Linked DNA regions of Homo sapiens: region 1 is linked to region 2. Evidence: read pairs that join two places in POLR2A ChIA-PET (ENCODE). Cell type or tissue: B cell. All regions are shown on one strand.

What was found. ChIA-PET counts read pairs that join two places held together with the same protein. Peaks named below come from ENCODE experiments on the same cell type or tissue, not always from the same donor. Only the 100,000 strongest peaks of a DNase experiment are listed, where the experiment ranks them.
Region 1: POLR2A ChIA-PET joins it to region 2 with 7 read pairs; 2 of 35 experiments call an interaction of 5 or more read pairs at or near these places.

What each region holds. Positions count from the first base shown.
Region 1 is chr10:88,436,538-88,441,537 of GRCh38, forward strand. All of the region lies in intron 4 of RNLS (renalase, FAD dependent amine oxidase), which reads right to left. Among named protein-coding and RNA genes, the nearest start is that of RNLS, 140 kb to the right of the region's middle. In B cell, no CTCF peak of the experiment used is centred here; no DNase peak of the experiment used is centred here.
Region 2 is chr10:87,907,003-87,912,002 of GRCh38, forward strand. The region is part of intron 2 of PTEN (phosphatase and tensin homolog); the gene reads left to right. Among named protein-coding and RNA genes, the nearest start is that of PTEN, 46 kb to the left of the region's middle. In B cell, no CTCF peak of the experiment used is centred here; no DNase peak of the experiment used is centred here; H3K27ac peaks cover 3,099 bases.

The DNA of each region.
Region 1 (5,000 bases), 530 kb after region 2:
TTTAATATGTATATTGGGAGCAATGAAATTTTCAGTTTACTAGTGAGAAATGTTGCCAGGATACAGACCATTATATGCATCCACAAAGTCCCAAATACAGACAAACCTCTAAGTGCCTTTTAACAGATTTGTTTCTATAAAACTATTCTTTGGGCGTCAAGTTGGTCTTTGTCCCTCAGAATTCTATCATTTACCCCTATAATTAGATAAAAGTCTTTTTTTTTTTAAAGGGAATGCAGGAAAGCTTGGGACCCATTTTTATATTTTCATAAAGAAGTCAGCCAACTAAACATTATACTTTATTACCATTAAGTGCCCAATAATAAAATCAGTTTGCAGATACAATCTACATTTCCATATATTATTGATACAAGCTTGCGCTTTGTAATTTCAAGACCAAAAAAATGTTGGTAGAAATTTGCATATTATTGAAATGGCATGATTTATTGATGAAACACACAAATAATAGAGGTGATGCTTACAGCAGTTTGGGGGCTAATGTATAATTTACAATACTAAACAACTTCATGAACAAGAGTGAAAATTGCACATTATGCCCTGCCTGAAAAATACTAGCTATAAAACTAAGACATTTTAGCATTATTTTTTGTAACAAGGATCTCTTGATGGGAAAGTGATAGACTGTTGGCCTTCAATCTGTGAGTGGTATAAAGAAGTATCAATCTGCTTGAAGAGAGAAGGCGGGAAGTCATCTTCCTGCCTGCCTGCCTCTCCAGTCCAACCTTTCATTAACATTTGCTTGCAGAAAAGATATCAATAAAAGATTGCATTTAATGCCCCAAATAGATGGGGCAGAATTTTAAATCAACAATATTGCTCAAAACCAGACAAATTTATGGTACAATTTATTTTAGAACCAAGATATTTATCTTATAATAAGAATTATTACAATCATTGTATCCAAGCTTTATGTCTTAGGGGGAAATCCAATTCAAGGTTTACCCAGTGGACCAGTTTTCTACAAAGCATTTCCAGATTCCAGGATAATGGACTGTGCTAGACACAGTTGGAAGCCTTCCCAATTCTTATTTCCACACCCTGTTTTCAAATAAAACATTGATTCCATTCATTAACCCTATGTAACTCATGAGTCATGCAAGGTTGACTTTATCCTCATTTTCAGGGAATAGAGGGAGGATGTTATTTAGTCTAAGCCAATCATGGTACTCTCATCCCTAGTTCTTATGAATGCCCCCAAGGTCCAATCCTACCCAATGAGATGTGAGGGAAAATCTGCTGGGTGCTTCTGGGAAAGGTTTCTCCACTCCTAAGAAAGAAGCTCAGGAGGCCGGGCGTGGTGGCTCATGCCTGTAATCTCAGCACTTTGGGAGGCCGAGGTGGGCAGATCACCTGAGGTTGGGAGTTCGAGACCAGCCTGACCAGCATGGAGAAACCCCGTCTCTACTAAAAATACAAAATTAGCTGGGCGTGGTAGCACATGCCTGTAATCCCAGCTACTTGGGAGGCTGAGACAGGAGAATCACTTGAACCCAGGAGGCGGAGGTTGCGGTGAGCTGAGATTGCACCACTGCACTCCAGCCTGGGCAACAAGAGTGAAACTCCTAAAAAAAAAAAAAAAAAAAGAAGCTCAGGAAAAGATGGACCCATTCCTTCCTCAGACTTTGTCATATCTGGATGTGATACCTGAAACTGCTGCATCTACCTTGCAGCCATGAGTCAATCCAGGCAGAGGGCAAAATTGACACTCTGACGATGGCAGAAGGAGAAAATAGAAAGAACCTGGAGCATGGTGACTTTATTGAGCTGCTGATTCAATCAGTTTTAAAGACTGCCCCCACTCCAGACTTCTTGTTATATAAATGAATAAGTTCCCTTCTTATTTATGTATATTTTAATAAAAATTTATGCTACTTATAACTGAAGACATTAAAACTTACCTACAGATCATTTGTCATTTTTTGACTGCCCAGCATTTGTTCCCCCATCTGATGCCAGCTTTTAGGAATTTGTTTATTACTGTTGTGTAAGAAGTAATCTTGGTAATAGAGTAGGCTTCCAATAAAGAAGCAGAAAAGGTCAGATCCTTTCTTTCCCTCTCTCTCGAGAACCACAGAATGGGTGGGTGATCTGAGTTTGGGTGAATGTTTCACCCCTTGCCTTTAAACAGCTGGCATAAGAATAAAAGAATACAGGTGATAATATTTATTTCAACAGTGTGGGCTGACCAGAAGTCTACTGGAAACTTTGGTTGCTCCTCTTGGCTCACTGGAGGTTCCTTGGTCTCTGTGCATTCCCAAGCCCAATCTTCTAGTCTTCTTTTAATTCTTCAGGCTGCACTTAATATATATATCCATATTATCATAATAAATTCCCTTTTGCTTAGGTTAACCAGAATCGATTTCTGTATTTTGCCAAGAACAACAACAAGTAACTGACTGATATCACCGGGGGCGGGTGGGAGTGGGGGCGCCTTAGTTGCAGCACCAACAGGCAAAAGTGAACTTGTACTGATACACACAGGTCAATCCAACATATTCTCATGTGCAGCCCAGTAGTTTTGCTCCCTATTACATCTCGTTTTGTTTATTTCCCCTTTCTCATATATCAAAACCCATTTTAACCTTAAAAGCACAACACTAAACTCAAGACTCTTTTCAGTCATAAAAGATTAGACAGTTATTGTTACTGTGGCTGCTTTAAATAAATCTCAAAGGGCTGCTAGTGGATATTCAGTAAGAACATGTAATCTTAAGCTCCAGATGTTGCTGGTGTAATTTAATTTAACCTTCTAATTATTGCTGGCATTATAAGCCCCAACACTTCCAGGTAAGTATATCAGATAGTAGGAAATATAACAAATGTCTTCCTGTTTTCCTCAGAGCAATTTTAGGCTCTGAAACCAACAAAGGGACATCCTGCCACTATGCTTTTGTTTATTAACTGGTGAAAACATTTTTGTGAGTTAGGGTGGTTTTGAGGACCTATTCAAGCAGCACAAACTTTAAAAAGGAATATATAAGTATGATTAGGGTCAACTTTTGGCCAAAGAATAAAATTCATGGTTGTGTATAGCATTGGCATCTCTTGAGACATTTGTAGAATCATGACACGCTGGAGTTGGAAGATCCCTTACAGGTGACCCACTCAAATCCTCAATTTACAAATAAGGAAACCAAGGTGCAGAGTAGTACACAGTGATTTGCCCAAAGTGACAGATGAAACTCAGACACAGGTTTCCCAGCTCTGAGTCCAGACTAACACTCCACATCCAGGTCTTGCTTTATTGTTTCAATTAAATTCACTGTAAGTTTCAACTGTCTGGACTGTCCTTTCCCCATTTCTTGAAGTCCTATCTACCCAGATCCAGGGCAGATGTCATTTCCTGTCTGAAATCTTCTCCAATTCCTCCTGTAAGAAGTAATCAAGGCTGTTCTCAAGGCTCTCTATGGCACATTGATTCCTTCATGAACTGCTTGTTATATCACTGTGTGCATATCTGTCACTCCCACTAGATTATAAATTTTTTGAGGGCAAGGGCTATATCTTCATCTTCAATCTTATTTTCTTTATAGGTCCTAACAGGATTTATGTGATAAATGTTTGTTGAGTCTCTCTGAAGTGTACTCAACAAACATTTGTACTCTCATAAATGTTTGTGGGGAATTAATGGTTGAAGATGTCAGTCCTCTTGACATCTTAACAAGCACCTCCATGGATACACAGTGCTTTAGGCTAAAGTAGTCATTAATGGTCAGGATTTCATGTCTGGCATTAGACTGGTAGAAAAGATCATCTGTGGTTGATACTCCTCCAATCAAAGCACTAGAGTAGTCACTGACTTCAATTACCAGCAGTCTTCCCAGACATACATATAAAATGGTAATCACAAATGTATAATTCAAGATACCTTCAGGTGCAAAGAAAGAAAAGTGCTACTCACTTTGACTTAAATAATAATGATATAAATTATCTCATACAATGGGAAGCCCCCATGGAGGAAAGACTTCAAGTTTAGCTGATTCACTGGCCATATCATGTCCCCCTAGGCTAAATTCTTTGTATCCCTTACCTCTATAATCCTTGATGTTGGCTTTTCCTCAGTCAGGTTTGCCTGCTGGTGATGAGATATCTTCTGGTAGCAATGAGGACTACACACTTCCTTAGTCAATGTGAAGCAAGAGAAAGGAAACCTCTTTCCCAACTAGGCAATAAAAATCTTTCCATTTAGACTGAATCTAGGGCATATGACCAACACTAGACCAGTTGCAGTCACTACAGGACAGTATGACCCTGCCTGGCTGAGAAATTCAGAACTGTCCCTGGCACTAGTTAGTGTCCCCTTAGTCTGCTGAGATGCTTGAGGGAGGGGTGGATAAACAAACAAATTCAGGTTCTGTTCAGGAGAAAGAAAGAATGGAAGGGAATCATCAGTGTACACGATCTAAGGGTGACAATTCTTCAAATTATAAATTAGCACAAAAAAATCCTTTTATGGAATTATGAGTCGAGTTGAGAGAAATAAATCAGTTTCCTTTTTTAAAAACTCATGTGTTATAAATAATAGATATTTCAGTGTTATCTTTTCATTGGATCGAGTGACTTATATCCTAGTTACTTACAAACAGATCAGGGGAAAATTCTTCTTTTCTATGCCTATTAACGTGCTTTTGGGAACCCATGGCAATTTATAAATCCCTACCTTGAACAATCATTGTATCAGAACATTCACTTGACTGTGCCTTCCTATTCTTCTGAGTTTCTATCTATGCAGCACTTATTTAGAGCAAGCCCTTCCTTCCCACCTACGTATACACAAGTTGATGGTGATTCACTGAAATCGTGCTTTGCTAATCATGATGATTAAAGAATGAGAGGAACACATTATTGTGCTGGGAAGTAGGCATTTTTCTCAGGATAAAACAAATTGATACTGAAAGGCACATTACTTATGAGTCTGAAAAGTCTCCTAGCATATCTGCAGTGTTCAGTGCTGACCTCTCTATACAGAGTAGGTAAAT
Region 2 (5,000 bases):
GAAGAAAGTCCCAGGATGACAGCTGTGACACAAGCTGAAAAGTTACCAGTTTTGCTTGGAGCAGGAGATTAGAACTTCCGGGAAAATAATCAAATTGATAGATGGATGTTGAAATATTTGGAGAAAAATGTAATGGATTCTTGCAAAACTGAGCAAATTAGAAAAAGGAAACAATTATTAGCATTGGTGGTTTGAGTTAACCCAAAATTGTGATGTTGCTATTTTAGGGGAATTAAGATAAGTGAAACACGTATGGAATACTGCTAGTTTTGTAAGTCTCCTTTACCATGGCAGGACATCTGTAGTTAATAAATCTGTAAGAAGCAGTATTAAGAATAATATTTTAAAATACCTAATTAAATAGGAGGAAAAAGAATCCGAGTAGTTGAGGGTGATTGCATCTGGGGAGAAGCAGGAATAAAGGTTTGAAGATAAATAGGGCCAGAGATGAGTAATTTTGTTACTGTGATAATATATTTTATATATATGTGTATGTGTGTGCGTGTGTATATATATATATGAGATATATCTCATATATATGAGATATATATGATATATATATGATATATATGATATATATATATAAAACATACAGTTCAGTAGCATTAACATCTAGCATTCAGTACATTTACATTGTTGTGCAATTGTCACCACTGTCCATCTCTAGAACTTTTTCATTATCCCACACTGACATACCACACCCATTAAATAATAACTCCTCATTGCTCCTCCTGTTAGTACCAACCATTGTTCTACTTTCATCTCTATGTATTTGACTATTCTAGGTACCTCGTATAAGCGGAATCACGTGATATCTTTTTGTAACTGGCTTATTTCACTAACTATCTTCGAGGTTCATCCATGTTGTAGCAGTTGTTAGCATTTCCTTCCTTTTAAAAGGCCGAATAATATTCCATTGTTATGTATATACCATATTTTGTTTATCCATTTATTCATCAATAGACACTTTTGGCTGTTGTGAATAATGCTGCTATGAATATGGGTATGTAATACCTGTTTGAGTATCTGCTTTCATTTCTTTTGGATATGTACCCAAAAGTGAGATTGCTGGATTGAATGGTAATTCTATATTTAAATTTTTGAGAAACCACCATACTGTTTGATATACTGGCTGCCCAATTTTACATTACCACCAGCAATACACTAGGGTTCCGAATTTGCCACATCCTCACCATCGTGTTGTTTTGTTTATGTTTTTTTTTAATAATAGCCATCCTAATGGGTGTGAAGTCTCATTGTGGTTTTAATTTGCATTTTCCTAATGATCAGCGATATTGAACATTTGCACATGCTTATTTGGTCATTTGTATATCAGCTTTGGAGCAATGATGTCTCTTGAAGCCTTTTGCCCATTTATGAATTGAGTAGTTTGGGATTTTTAAATTGTGTTTTAGAAGTTCTTTGTATACTCTGGCTGGGCACGGTGGCTCGTGCCTTTGGGAGGCCGAGGCAGGTGGATCACGAGGTTAGGAGTTCAAGACCAGACTGGCTGGTATAGTGAAACCCCATCTCTACTAAAAATACAAAAATTAGCTGGTGTGGTCGGGCGTGATGGTGCACACCTGTAGTCCCAGCTGTTGGGGAGGCTGAGGCAGGAGACTTGCTTGAACCCGGAAGGTGGGGGGGTTGCAGTGAGCTGAGATTGTGCCACTGCACTCAGCCTGGGTGACAGAGCGAGACTCTGTCTCAAAAAAAAAGAAAAAGAAGTTCTTTGTATTCTCTGAATATTAATCCCTTATTGGATATGTTATTTGCAAATATTTTCTCCCATAAAGAATGGGTTACTTTTTCACTCTGTTGATTGTTTCCTTTGCTGTGCAGGAGCTATTTAGCTTGAAAAAATCCAACTTGTCTGTTTTCTTTTGTTGCCTGTACCTTTGGTGTCACATTCAAGAAATAATTGCCAAATTCATACCATGAAACTTTCCCCCATGTTTTCTCCTGAAGGTTTTTATAGTTTTAGCTCTCACATTTAGGTGTTTGATCCATTTTGAGTTAAATTTTGTATATAATGTTATGTAAGAGTCCAGCTTCACACTTTTGGATGTGAATATCTAGTTTTCCCAGCATTATTTGTTGAAAAGAGTGTCTTTTTCCCCATTGAATAGTCTTGGCACTCTTGTTGAAAATTATTTGACAATAGATGCAAGGGTTTATTTTTGGGCTCTCTCGACTATTCTGTTAGACTATATGTTTGTTTTTTTATGTCAGGACCACCCTAATTTTAGTACTGTAGCTTTATAGTAAAATTTGAAACCAGGAAGTATATGTCTTGTGTATTTATTTACTTATTTTTTGAAATAGCATCTGGCTCTGTTGCCCAGGCTGGAGTGCAGTGGCACAATCTTAGCTCACTGCAACCTCCACATCTGAGGTTCAAGCAATCCTCCCACCTCAGCCTCCTGAGTAGCTGGGATTGTAGACACATACCACCATGCTCAGCTAGTTTTTGTATTTCTTGTAGAGACAGGGTTTTGCCATATTGCCCAGGTGGGTCTCGAACTCCTGAGCCCAAGCAGTCTGCCCTCCTCAGTGTCCCAAAGTGTTGCGATTACAGGTATGAGCCACCGTGCATGGCCCCAACTTCTTATATTTCAAGATGGTTTTGGCCCTTCAGGGCCCTTTGTGAGTTTTAGGATGGATTTTTTTTTTAACTTTTAAGTTTAGGGGTGCATGTGCAGGTTTATTACATAGGTAAATTTGTGTCAAGGTGTTCTGTTGTATAGATTATTTCATCACCCAGGTATTAAGCCTAGTACCCATTAGTTATTTTTCCTGAGCTCGCCTCCTCCCACCTGGATTTTTTTTTTTATTTCTACCAGAAACATTGTTGGGATTTTGGTAGGGATTGTATTAGTCTGTAGATTGCATTGAATAGTACTGACATCTTAACAATATTAAGTCTTTAAAGCCATGAACACCAGATGTCTTTCCATTTATTTACGTATTCTTTCTTTTCTTTCAGCAATGTTTTGTAATTTTCAGTGTACAAGTATTTTACCTCCTTGGTTAAGTTAATTCCTAAGTATTTTATTCATTCTGATGATCTTATAAATCTGTTTTCTTAATTTCCTTTCCTAATTGTTCATTCTTAGGGTATAGAAACACAACTGATTCTTCGCACATTAAATTTGTGCCCTGCTTCTTCGCGGGTTTGTTTATTCTTTTTTTGTGTTTGAAATCCTTGAGGTTTTCTGCATATAAGATTATATCATCTGCAAATGAGATAATTTTACTTGTTCCTTTCCAATTTGAGATGATTTTTATTCATTTTCTTAATGCTCTCTCATACATTCAATACTATGTTGAATGGAAGTGGTGAAAGCAGGCATCCTGTCTTGTTTCTGACCTTATAGGAAAAGCTTTCAATTCTTTGCCATTGACTATCATGTTAGCTATGGGATTTTTTTTTTCCCCCCAGATAGAGTCTCGCTGTGTCGCCCAGGCTGGAGTGCAGTGGTGCGATCTCGGTTCACTGCACCCTCCTCCTCCCGCCAGGTTCAAGTGATTCTCCTGCTTCAGCCTCCCAAGTAGCTGGGATTACAGGTGTCCACCACTATGCCCAGCTAATTTTCGTATTTTTAGTAGAAACATGGTTTCACCATGTTGGCCAAGCTGGTCTCGAACTCTTGGCCTCAAGTGATTCACCTGCCTCGGCCTCCCATAGTGCTGGGATTATAGTCAGCCACCATGCCTGGCCACTGTGGGATTTTTATATATGGCCTTCATTATGTTGTGGTAATTTCTTTTTATTCTTAGTTTATTGAGTGTTTTTATCATAAAATCTTGTTGAATTTTTTCAAATATTTTTTCTGTGCTAGTTGAGATGACCATGTGATTTGTTTTCTTCTTTCTATTAACATGATATATTGTTTTTCATATATTGAGCCATTTTTGCATCCCAGGAATAAATTTTACTTGGTCTTCGTGTATAATCCATTTAATAAGCTGTGGAATTCAGTTTGTTGGTTCTGTGTTGAGGACTTTATATCAATGTTCCTAAGGGCTACTGGTCTATAGTTTTCTTTTGTAGTTTCTTTGACTTTGCTATCAGGGCAATGCTGGCCTCATTGAATGTGTTAGGAAGTGTTTCCTCATCCATTTTTGGCAAAACTTTGGGAAAAAACGATGTTCTTTAAATGTTTGATAGAATTCACAGATAAAAAAATCACATCTAGGGCTTTTGTCTGGAATTTTTTTATTGTTATTATTGATTCAGTCTTGTTACTAGTTATAGGTCTATTCAGATTTTCTTTTTGTGTGTGTGATTCAGTATTAGTACATTTTGTACTTCTCGTTATTTCTCCATTTAATCTATATTATCTAATTTGTTGGCATACAATTGTTCATAGTACTGTCTTCTCTTTTTTTTAAACTTCTGTGCAGTTGATACTAATGTCCCTACTTTTATTTCAGATTTTAGTAATTTGAATCTTCTTTATCTTAATACAGGTAAAGCTGGGTCAATTGTTAAAATTTTTTCAAAGAACCAGTTTTTGGTTTCATTGATTTTTCTCTGTTATTTTTCTATTATTTATATCCTCTCTAAGCTTTGTTATTTCCTTCATCCTGCTAGCTTTGGGTTTATTAGTTTGTTCTTTTTCTAGTTCCTTAAGATTTGAAGTTGGATTATTGATTTGAGATCGTTTTCAATTAAATGTGTACAACTACAAATTTCCCTCTTAGGACTGCTTTTGCTGTTCTGTAATTTTTGGCATGTTGTGTTTTTTTGTTTTAATTTATTTCTAAGTATTTTCTAAGTTCCCTTGTGATTTCTTCTGCGTTTAACCGTGTATTTTTTAATTTCCACAGTTGGTGAATTTTCTACTTTTTCTTCAGTTATTGATTTTATTGATTTTCAGTGGCATCCTGTTGTGATAGAAGATACTTTATTTGGTTCCCTGTTTTTTTTTTAAAACAGAGTGTTGCTCTGTCACCCAGGCTGGAGTGCAGTGGTGCGATCTTGGCTCACTGCAACA